Regions from separate parts of the Homo sapiens genome. Here regions 2 and 3 are each linked to region 1. A link is a contact called in ENCODE Hi-C or POLR2A ChIA-PET data. All regions are on one chromosome and are shown on one strand. The core of a region is the stretch at or near the end of the contact, and the rest is flanking DNA. Distances in the headings are between cores, read along the strand shown. Region 1 holds the start of FAM200A (family with sequence similarity 200 member A). Region 2 holds the start of PILRB (paired immunoglobin like type 2 receptor beta). Region 3 holds the start of MEPCE (methylphosphate capping enzyme).

Evidence for each region. A loop is a pair of places that touch in the nucleus more often than their neighbours do. ChIA-PET counts read pairs that join two places held with the same protein, here RNA polymerase II (POLR2A). Pooled maps may share reads with other maps.
Region 2: a loop to region 1 is called in a map with no recorded cell type, with 3 times the contacts of the local background. The contact joins the promoter of PILRB here to the promoter of FAM200A in region 1. A Hi-C loop is called at or near these places in 2 of 37 single-sample maps with no recorded cell type and 1 of 50 pooled maps.
Region 3: a map of gastrocnemius medialis shows a loop between it and region 1 (4-fold over the local background). The contact joins the promoter of MEPCE here to the promoter of FAM200A in region 1. A Hi-C loop is called at or near these places in 2 of 168 maps with a recorded cell type or tissue (CD8-positive, alpha-beta T cell and gastrocnemius medialis), 3 of 37 single-sample maps with no recorded cell type and 12 of 50 pooled maps. POLR2A ChIA-PET finds 5 or more read pairs at or near these places in 7 of 52 experiments (B cell, CD4-positive, alpha-beta T cell, CD8-positive, alpha-beta memory T cell and 4 more).

The regions. Positions count from the first base shown.
Region 1 is chr7:99,550,391-99,553,469 of GRCh38, reverse strand. FAM200A (family with sequence similarity 200 member A) reads left to right here and starts at 1,356. Exons shown (of 2, transcript NM_145111.4): 1 at 1,356-1,616. LOC105375422 (a long non-coding RNA gene) reads right to left here and starts at 1,305. Exons shown (of 3, transcript XR_927801.4): 1 at 986-1,305. RefSeq lists an enhancer at 1,610-1,799.
Region 2 is chr7:100,356,558-100,359,645 of GRCh38, reverse strand. PILRB (paired immunoglobin like type 2 receptor beta) reads right to left here and starts at 1,529. Exons shown (of 4, transcript NM_178238.4): 1 at 1,280-1,529; 2 at 567-956; 3 at 109-309. The coding sequence starts at 1,343. STAG3L5P-PVRIG2P-PILRB (STAG3L5P-PVRIG2P-PILRB readthrough) reads right to left here. Exons shown (of 17, transcript NR_036570.1): 13 at 2,763-2,896; 14 at 1,280-1,426; 15 at 567-747; 16 at 109-309. MIR6840 (microRNA 6840) reads right to left here and starts at 2,995; the gene lies at 2,925-2,995.
Region 3 is chr7:100,428,278-100,431,628 of GRCh38, reverse strand. MEPCE (methylphosphate capping enzyme) reads right to left here and starts at 1,798. Exons shown (of 4, transcript NM_019606.6): 1 at 1-1,798. The coding sequence starts at 1,610. It overlaps ZCWPW1 (zinc finger CW-type and PWWP domain containing 1), which reads left to right and starts at 2,926. Exons shown (of 18, transcript NM_001386010.1): 1 at 2,926-3,061. RefSeq lists enhancers at 899-978, 1,849-1,988, 3,009-3,238 and a silencer at 1,109-1,578.

The sequences.
Region 1 (3,079 bases), core at 107-2,606:
GGCAAAGAAAGGAGTCGTTATAGAGATGCCTACAATTCCTGCCACACACACAACATAAATACAAAATCATATACCCAGTCAACTGCATTCAGTAATCTGCCTTCCTGGACCCTTTAGGCACTTCAGTGTAGGAATGGGGACGGGTGGGGAGGAGAGACTTTAGACAAAGAAGAAAAATACAGTGTGTAGCAATGTAATGACTCTTAGCGATGACTTGGAACCCTGGAAGGAAATATGAGGATGTATCTGGAGGAATAAGTTGAGACTATGATGTCATCACGGAGGACTGTAGGTTAGAAAGCCAGCCAGTGATAAAGGAGCAAAGATTGGATTTGACGGTGCCCTAGGAGGAAAAAAAAAAAAAAAAAAATATATATATATATATATATATATATATATGTGTGTGTATATATATATATGTGTGTGTATATATATATACATGTATATATATGTGTATATATATGTGTGTGTATATATATGTGTGTATATATATATATGGAGCAAAGATGCACTTAAGTGGATTATTGAGAAGACTCGTGGGTAGGTAGAAAATGGCAACCATAGCAAGATCAAACCCCCTAAGGAATGGAGCATTAGTGAGGGTCTAGAAGGTAATTCGGGATACCACGTAATCATAGGCTCTGTATCAGGTAGCCGTTCCTTTTGTAGGCTTTTATCTTATTGGGCTGTACCACAGACTTGCCCAGAACTTTTAGAGTCATGCCCCAGCCATTCAAGGTCTCAGTTACTGTTTTATAAAAGGTGAAGTTATTCTTGATCTAATCATAGAAGCCCTAATTATTACAATAACACTTGGACAGCAAAAACGCCTCAAATTCAACTTATTTCACCGTTGCTAATCTGAAAACTCCCTGGAAACATAAGGCAAACTCAGAATTTTATAACTATCTAGTGTTGGAAAGAACGTCTGTTGCCTATAGATCAAGTATTTGAAAATACTGCCCATTCAACTGGCAATACGTACATAATCAGCGTCTCAAGAGACAATCCCTTCGATTTGTGAAACCATTTATTCTTGATCTTCCTGTCTCCACCCTCGTTTCATTCAGCTCCTCTGCCACAGACAATCACTATTTTTATTGTAACTATTACAATTATTGTCATCAAGAAAAATAGAAGGAACATATAAATATCTGAGCAGGGCGGTATAAAGGGAAATTCATCCCTTTTTCCCCGCCCTGTGCACCTCCTCGGAGCGGACAAGCTGAGGAGCAAGATCCCCAAACCCGAGATTAGAGCCCTACACAGGGATGCAAAGTCCTCCCGCGATCCTAGAGAGGACCCCGAAGCGGAGCGCAGCTCCGGAAGGCGGGTGTGACGCACTTCCGGCTTTTGTGACGCTTTCCCTGGGCTCTGAAGGCCAGGGGGCTTGGATGTGAGTCTAGTGCTCCTGGTCCCCAAAGTCACAACCCCTTCTATCCCAGCATCCCAGACTTCTCCGGGCGGGGACAGAGTTGGACGTGCATGGCTGTGTCCTGCAATCCCCTCGCCACGACCGCCCGGGACGGAGTGGAAGCGGGTCCGTGCCCCCGTTCCTCGCGCCAGCCTCGGCGGTGGCAAGCGCTGTCCCCCAGCAGAGGTGTCCCTGGATACAGGTGGGAAGGGAACGAAGTTTTGGTTTCCGGATTGGAGACACCCCTGGGACTGGAGAGAGGCGGTCTGCGTGTCCCTTCTGGACCCCCAGTCCTGGTGTTTTACCCCAAAGACGCGCGGACAAAATGACCCCAGTCAGATATCTGTGCTCCCCAGTTGTGCCCACTGGTTTTTCTTGTGGTGGGGGCTTTTCTGGTTTCCTGGGTACCCCGAGTTGTAAAATTCTGGCGATCTTACACGATACCAAGTGCCATTGGCCTTATAATTTGTTTTATTCGGATGGGCTCGTTAAGCCAGTGTCCGCGGATGATATGTTCACCCTCAAACCCAGTACCATTATGGTGGTGATTAGAGTGAAGGCCGGGCGCAGTGGCTCACGCCCATAATCCCAGCACTTTGGGAAGCCTAGGCAGGCGAATCGTTTGAGGCCAGGAGTTCTGAGATCAGCCTTGCCAACCTAGAGAAACCCTGTCTCTACTAGAAATACAGAAAATTAGACGTGGCGGCACACGCCTGTAATCCCAGCTGCTTGGGAGGCTGAGGCAGGGGAATCGCTTGAACCCGGGAGGCGGAGGTTGCAGTGAGCCAGGATCGCGTCACTGCACTCCAGCCTGGGAGACAGAGAGAGAGAGTGAGACTCTGTCTCAAAAACAAAAAAAGAGAATGTTTGAAGCCTACTGAATAAAGAAGTGATTTGGATATAATAGGAAAAGCTCATTTACACTTCACCCTTTCCTTTCAAGACTTTAGGAAGGGGTCTTTTTGTTTCTTTGGTTGGTTTTTTTGTTTTTGAGACAGAGTCGCCCAGGCTGGAGTGCAGTGGTGCGATCTCGGCTCACTGCAACCTCCAGCGCCCGAGTTCAAGCTTCTCCTGCCTCAGCTTCCTGAGTAGCTGGAATTACAGGCGCCTGCCACCATGCCCGGCTAATTTTTGTACTTTTAGTAGAGACGGGGTTTCGCCATGTTGGCCAGGCTGGGAAAATGAACTCCTGACCTCAGGTGATCCGCCCGCCTCGGCCTCCCAAAGTGCTGCAATTACAGGGGTCAGCCACCACGCCCTGCCAGGAAGGGTTTTAAATGAGCAATTTCGGACATGGGGGGTTTTCAGTTGTGGGAGGTATCTATGCTTGACATCGAGGGATAAAGGAGAGAAGGGAATTTGTGGACGGTGCAGCGGACCATTGGGGACTGGTACCAGTTCTGCCATTGATGTTCTTGGATGAAACACATAGACCCACCAAGTCTCAAATGTGTCCTAAGTAAAGTAAAATAGATTATCTCAAGGTCTCTTCCAATTTTGGAATCTGCCGATAGACTGAATTTAACATTCAGCTAAGCAAAACCTATGGCCCCACATTCATTTCCATTTGTGCCACCAACATACAGAAAGTTACTTGCATTATTGAGAGAGGCTAAGTGACACAGTACCAAAGAAAAGGGGTTCGTTGGCCAGGTGCTGTGGCTC
Region 2 (3,088 bases), core at 280-2,779, 810 kb before region 1:
AGGGGAGCCAGCAGGGTCTGCATATTTCTGAAGTCCCTTAGCTGCAGGTGGGCTCAGAGAAACCCCCAGCTGGGAAGCTTGAGGAGACAGTGCGTTCTGGGCACTTACCTTTCCTTCTCCTCCACCACAGGAGGAGGAGGCACAGCAGTCCCAAAATGACAGTTTTGAGCACAGCGACAGCCAATGCAACCCTGATGGCAGTGTCCAGACTTAGGTGCCATGATTCTGAGTGCCCTTTGCTTTCTGTGACCCTGAGGCCGGCTATGGTGGTTGTGCTGCTGGGCCTCCAGGTGGTGGTGGTTGTGACAGCTGGAAGAGATGAGGAATGAGCAGACCCTCTTCTGGGGGTGTGGGGCGTCTGGATGAAAGGCATGGTGTGCTGCTTTCTAGATTGGGGACATTCAGGATGAGCAAGCTGCTCTCAGAAGCCCAGACATGGAAGGGGTAGCAAGGTGAAATGCTAACAGCTCTCAATCCAGACCACTGGGTTTAAATGTGAAGACATCAGTGGTCACCAAAACCCTCACTGCGGTGGGCAAGGCAGGTGTCAGGGCAGCTGGACTCACCCTGGGTGATGGTGAGTTTGGTCCCCTTGATGGACTGCAACTGCTGCCTCCCTGATCTCCGGGTGTCCAGCTCGACTCGGCAGAAATACACAGACTGGTCCTCCTTCCGCAGGTTTGAGATCCTGAGGAAGCCGCTCTCCTGACCCTCTGTCCAGTTCAGAAAGAGCCGGTTCACATAATCCTTGTGAATGGAAGGCGGCCTTGTGCTGTAGAAGGACTGCCCGTGGAAGTGGCCCCGTCTCCAGGATATTCTCACGTTGGGAACTATGGCTAACTCCCAGGGGTAATAGAAGGAGAAGGGGATTTCCACAGAGCCACCCATGGAGGCTGAGAGGTGTTTTGGTTGAGTGACCCCATAAAGGTAGCTTGGACCAGATCCTGTGGAGCCACCTAGAGGAAGGAGGGAGTGAGTGGGGGAGAGACCTTGAAACCACCTCAGGACACAAAGAGGGTGACCCCAGACCCTCCCACACCTTCACCCACAGGCAGTCGTGTGACAGGTGGCTGGACTGACCTCTGGCCTGGGTCTCCCACTCTTCAGGCATGGGGGAGGGTGGAGGGGGAAGAGATGGCGGCACCCACCCCTATGGGACCCGCCCTTGTTTGCTGGAGGTGGGAGCCTGGCCCCTGCCCCAGATGTTCTGCCTTTGTCTTGGGTTGGCCCCTCCTGTGGTTTGGGCAGAGACCATACCTGGGCGGTCCTGGGTACTCACCAGGCTGCAGAAATGCTGGCGGCTGCAGCAGGAGCAGCAGGGGCAGCAGCAGGGGCCGACCCATGGCCTTGTTCTTCTCCAGGGGACGGGGAGACCAGCAGAGCTGTCCAGGCAGGAGAGGGGCCCTGTGGAGGGGCTGCCTGAGGGCTGAGGTGAGTGGGGAGAGCCAGGGTGAGGCTCCCCAGAGGGCTGTGGGGGCCGGGGACCTTCCCCAAACCAGTACACCTCCAGGGTGACCAGCACTTCCTTTATCCATCTGGCTTCTTATTGCAAAAGGGCCTTAGGTGCCTTTTTATCCCTTGCCTAATTGCTCCGGCCAGGACTTCAAATCCTTTTTTTTTTTTTTTTTTTAGTAGAGATGGGGTTTTGCCATGTTGGCCAGGGTGGTCTCACACTCATAGGCTCAAGTAATCTGCCCGCCTCAGCCTCCAAAAGTGCTGGGATTACAGGCGTGAGCCACTGTGCCCGGCCTGACTTCAAATCCTGTGTTGAATAGAAGTAGTGAGAGCGGGCATCCTTCTCTTGTTCCTGATCTTGGAGGCAAAGATTTCAGTCTTTCATCTAAAATGACTGAAAGACTTTCAGCCATGGGCCTTGCATGACTGGCCTTTATTTTGTTGCAGTACATTCCTTCTCTTCCTGGTTTGTGGAGTGTTTTACCAGGAAAGGGTGTTCAGGCTGGGCACAGTGGCTCAAGTCACACAAAAGTGTCAAGTCAGCCCTGCCCAAGGGCCCCAGTGCCCATCTTCCTGCTGAGGGGCTGGGCCTCACCTTGGCTGGCTGGGCCCCTCCCACCTGGATCCCTGCAGACCCCACCGCACTCAGCCTCACTTCTCATCCCTTTCTCTGTCCAAGGCCAGCGCAGGCTCTTTCAGGGAGAGGAAAGGCGGGCCTGAGTCTGTGCTCTGCTGCACCCCAGATTCAGTCCTCAGAGAGGAGAAGGAGGAAGCCAGTGGAGGTCACAGGCGCTCAGCCCCCAGCCCAAGCACCAGAGCCCCCAGCTTGTCCTCTGTCCCTCTCCCTCCCTGGCAGGGGCTCCCATGCAGTCCCCAGGCACCACCACAGCCCAGCTGGCCTCTTCCCACCCCAGGCCTGCTCCCTTGGTGCAGGGACCACAGTCTTGCTCAAGGGGTGAGGGGGCTGACGGTCCCCTACACAGAGACTGGTCCCTCTCGAGGCCACCCCTTGACCCCCAGACATGAGACTGGATCTGCAGGGTCCCCTCTGACCTCCCTGCCCTACACAGGAGGGGACAGAGCTTGGAGAAGCCCTGTCCCAGGCCACATGACTTGCAGGGCAGTCCCAGGACTGGAGCCCCCTCTACCTGGATCTCTGGGCCTCAACTTCTGAGTTGCAGGAACTCAGGCATAGGGGAGCCCCAGGAGGTTGTTCCCTCATACAGCCCCTCAGGTCATTCCCTCCACACACCTGAGCCTATGGCTGAACCAGGAAGGTTCCTTGGTGCCAGGGCAGCTGGACTCACCCTGGGTGATGGTGAGGTGGGTCCCCTTGATGGACTGCCACGACAGCCTCCCTGATCTGTATGTCCAGCTGGACTTGGCAGAAGTACACAGACTGGTCCTCCTTCCGCAGGTTCGAGATCCTGAGGAAGCCTCCCTGAGGAAGTGAAGGCTCAGAGCAACAGTGGGCACCCCGCACAAAGTCCTGGGCCCGTCTCTAACAGGGGATCTGCAGGTCTTTGCCCGGGGGTGGTCACTGGAGCTTTGGTGACCCACAGGGCTCCCTCCATAGGAGGCTCTGCCCATCCTCTCCAGAGTAAGGTGGCATCAGCTGAGGGGCCGTGGGGAC
Region 3 (3,351 bases), core at 549-3,048, 880 kb before region 1:
GGGGCAGCGATGGGACCCCGGCTGGCAGTCAGCGAGGCTGGGAAGCAGCTCCTCTTTCGAACGGTGGTGGTCCCTTCCTCACCCTCTGCCCCCGGGTCCCCTTCCAAAGTCTGGGGTGGGAGACGCAGCTCCTCGGAAAGGTAGTGTCGGATGTTTTGGCGGGCAGAATGGATGAGCCGGGAATCGATATCCAGGCCCACCATGCGGGACGGGCCCCACTTGCAGGCAATGCTCAGGGTCAGATGGCCCACATTGCAGCCCAGATCTAGGACGTCCCGGCCCCGAAACCACTCAGGCTTCAACACCCGAAGGCGCCCATCCTCACAGGAAGGATTGCGGTACCCATAGTATTTGCAATAATTCCCATACTGGAACTTGCGCTGTTGCTTTTTGAAGCCTGCTGCAGGCAGTGGGTGGTGGTGGTGGTGGCGGCCTCCCCAACTCCCTCGGCCCTTTTCCTTGGAACCCTGGCCTCCACCCCTAGCCCCTGCCTCCGACTTGCTGGAAGTCCTGCGACGTTTGCGATGTCGGGAGGAGGAAGATGGGGGTGCAGAGATAACTGAGGCAGCTGGAGGGGCTGATAGGGAGCCTGAGGGACCCTGCAGAGCAGATGGAAGGGGAGACACCACTTCATCCCTGCAGTTGATGGCTGTGTTGAGTTCATAGGGTTGGGGGGCATCCCGGTTCTGGCCCCTGTGCCGCGGCTGCTGTGAGGCGCCCTCCCCGTGGAGTAAGGGGGTGAGAGGGGCTGTGGGCGGCACGGGGTGACTCTCACTCCCTCCGGCTGCCTGCTGCTGCTGGTGGTGCTGTCCCCGGTGTCTATGCCGCTTCCGACCAGTCTTGAGTGGCGAAGCAAGAACTACATGGCCCTCATCAGTGCAAGTATTGAGACTGAGCGGGTCAGTAATATCTTTGGGGATGAGGATCTCCACCGGATCTCGCCCTTTGGCCGGAAGGGGGGATGACTTAGGGGTCTCCGCGTTGAGAGTGCGGCTCACTTCCTCATCCAGGAGGCTATTCAGGTTCAGGGGATCAAAGATATTGCCCCCCAGGAGGAAGTTGGAGGGTAACACAGAGTCACAGTCCGAATTCACCCGCCTGCGCCTCTTGAAGGCCGGATGTTTGAAGCCTCCCCCGCCTCCCCCTACATTACAGCTATTTCTCCTCTTGCCCCCGCCCCCCCCAGGTGGCCGGTGGGGCTGATAGCCATTGCGGGGTCGAGGAGGAGCAGGGGGACCCAGCTCTGTCCCGCCCCCTCCCCGGCGCTCCTCCCCCACGTCCGGGGGAGCGGCTCGCCCCGGGGGATCCGACAGGCGGGCCTCCCCATGCGACTGCGCCTGGGGGCCGCCCCCTCGGTGCTGCTGCGCCTGGGGACCACTGGAGGAGGTGGCCGCGGCCCCGGGGCTTTCCCGACCGACCGCAGCGGCTGGGGACCCCGCAGATGGCGCGCAACGACCCGGACCACGCTCCGTCCCGCCGCGGAGCTCCCCAGAGGCGGCCTCTTGGTGCGGTGGCACCGTGGGGCCGCCCCCTCCGCCCGACTCATCTTTGAGCGGCGGCGGCGGGGCCGGCACCAGAAACGGCTCCTTCTCCGCCGCCATCTCGATCATTTCCTCCCCTTATTCCGTGCCAGTCGGGGTAACGAGGGGGATCAGGGGGCCTAACCCCCCCTGCCTGGACCCTGCTCCCTTCCCCCCTTTCCCGAGTGCGCGCGCAGCTCTGCTCTTCACGCCTAGTCTCGCGCCCAAGCGCCTCCCCGCCAAGTGCGCCCTACTAGCCCGCGAGACCAAAACAAGAGGCCCGCGAGACCCGAACTACTCGAGGACTCAACCGCGCGTGCGCCGACCCCTTTCTCCTCCGCCACTACCACCCGGCCGCGAGCGCGCACGGTGAGCGCGCGTTCCCTTCGCCCGGGAACCACGCATGCGCACTCCGCCACCACCCTGGTTGCGCGCGCATCAGACTACGAACCAACTTAACGGCTCTGGGAGTTTAAATATAACCCCCCCACAGCCCCCGCAAAAGCCCACCACCCCAAACTGACACCCTACTTCCCTGCGCAGCTATGTCCGGCCCTACTGATCTCCTTTGTCTCTGCCGCGCGATCCCACCCACCGTAGGCGGGGGACGGGAGCTGGTGTGAAAAGGTCTCCTTGACACCCGACCCTTGTTCCTGAGGAATGAGTCTCAGCGGTCTCCGCCCGGCTCTAAATCCAACAACCTCCCCACCCCGCCTCCTTCCTCCCCCCTAGTGGGCAGCGCCTGCGCACACCCTTTTGGGCTTGCGCGGGTAGAGGCAGCACGTGCTGAAACTGGCGCCCCGCCCCCCGTCTTAGGGGTTGGGCCTGTGACGTCGCTTCCTTAAGTTTGGTAAACGCAGCGTGCGTCAGCGCGATCCGGAGGGGCGGGGCTTCCTGACGAAGGGCGGGGCTCATGAATTATTCATGAGCTGTTGGTAGCAAACCTCCCCCCCTCTGCCCACCTTCTTAGAAGCGCTTCCGAGGGAGCGGAGGGGAGACCCTACAAAGCCAAGGAAGGGCGGGAGTGGAACTGGGCTCAGTAAAACGCGATAGGTCATTATAACTCACCCCCCTTGAAAATATTCTCTGCTGAATTGGGGAAAAATAAAAAGCACTAAAACAGCCGATGTTGTCCAACTTCCTCTTCCCCCGAAACGGCTGAGTCGTTCTCTGGCTCCTCTACCTTCCCCCAATCGCAATCACCTGGAGACGCCACACCACGCCTTCCTCTCCGCCTCAACACCCACGACCCGAACCCCAACGCATCCGCCCACTCCCGACGCCCGCTCACTGGCCCGTCAGTTCGCGGGCCTCTCAACACCCACCGCGGCGCCACGCCGACTTATATACCAGCGAGTGTGGGCGGGGACGGGGGTTCGGTCCGCGCTGGGCCCCCCCAGCTTCTGCCAATGAGGAAGAAGCGAGTCTACGCCGTTTTCCCGGGGAGATGCGCCGCCCGGTCTCCCTGCCAGCGGAGTGCTGGGCCGAGGACAGGGCGGCAGGGGTGACAGTGGGGTCCAGGAGAGTCTCAAAATCCTAAGGTGAGGGCGTGAAGGAGACCAGCAGGAAGAGGAGGAATTAGAGAACGGAAAGAGGGAGGAAAAGGCAGTCTGAAACAGAAAAGTTAGTAGATGTGCTTCAGGAACAATCAGGCGCCGCGGCCGCCGCCTAAAAATATGTGACACCAAAGAGGATTCTGGGATTTGTAGTTTTCCCGGGACGTTCGGGTGGAAGATGGCGGATTTACCTCAGCTGCGGAAACGCAGACGCTGTTTCCAGTTGCGCATGCGCCTCGGCCCCGCGAGCGCACCGCCCTCGGGTGGAGCTAGTG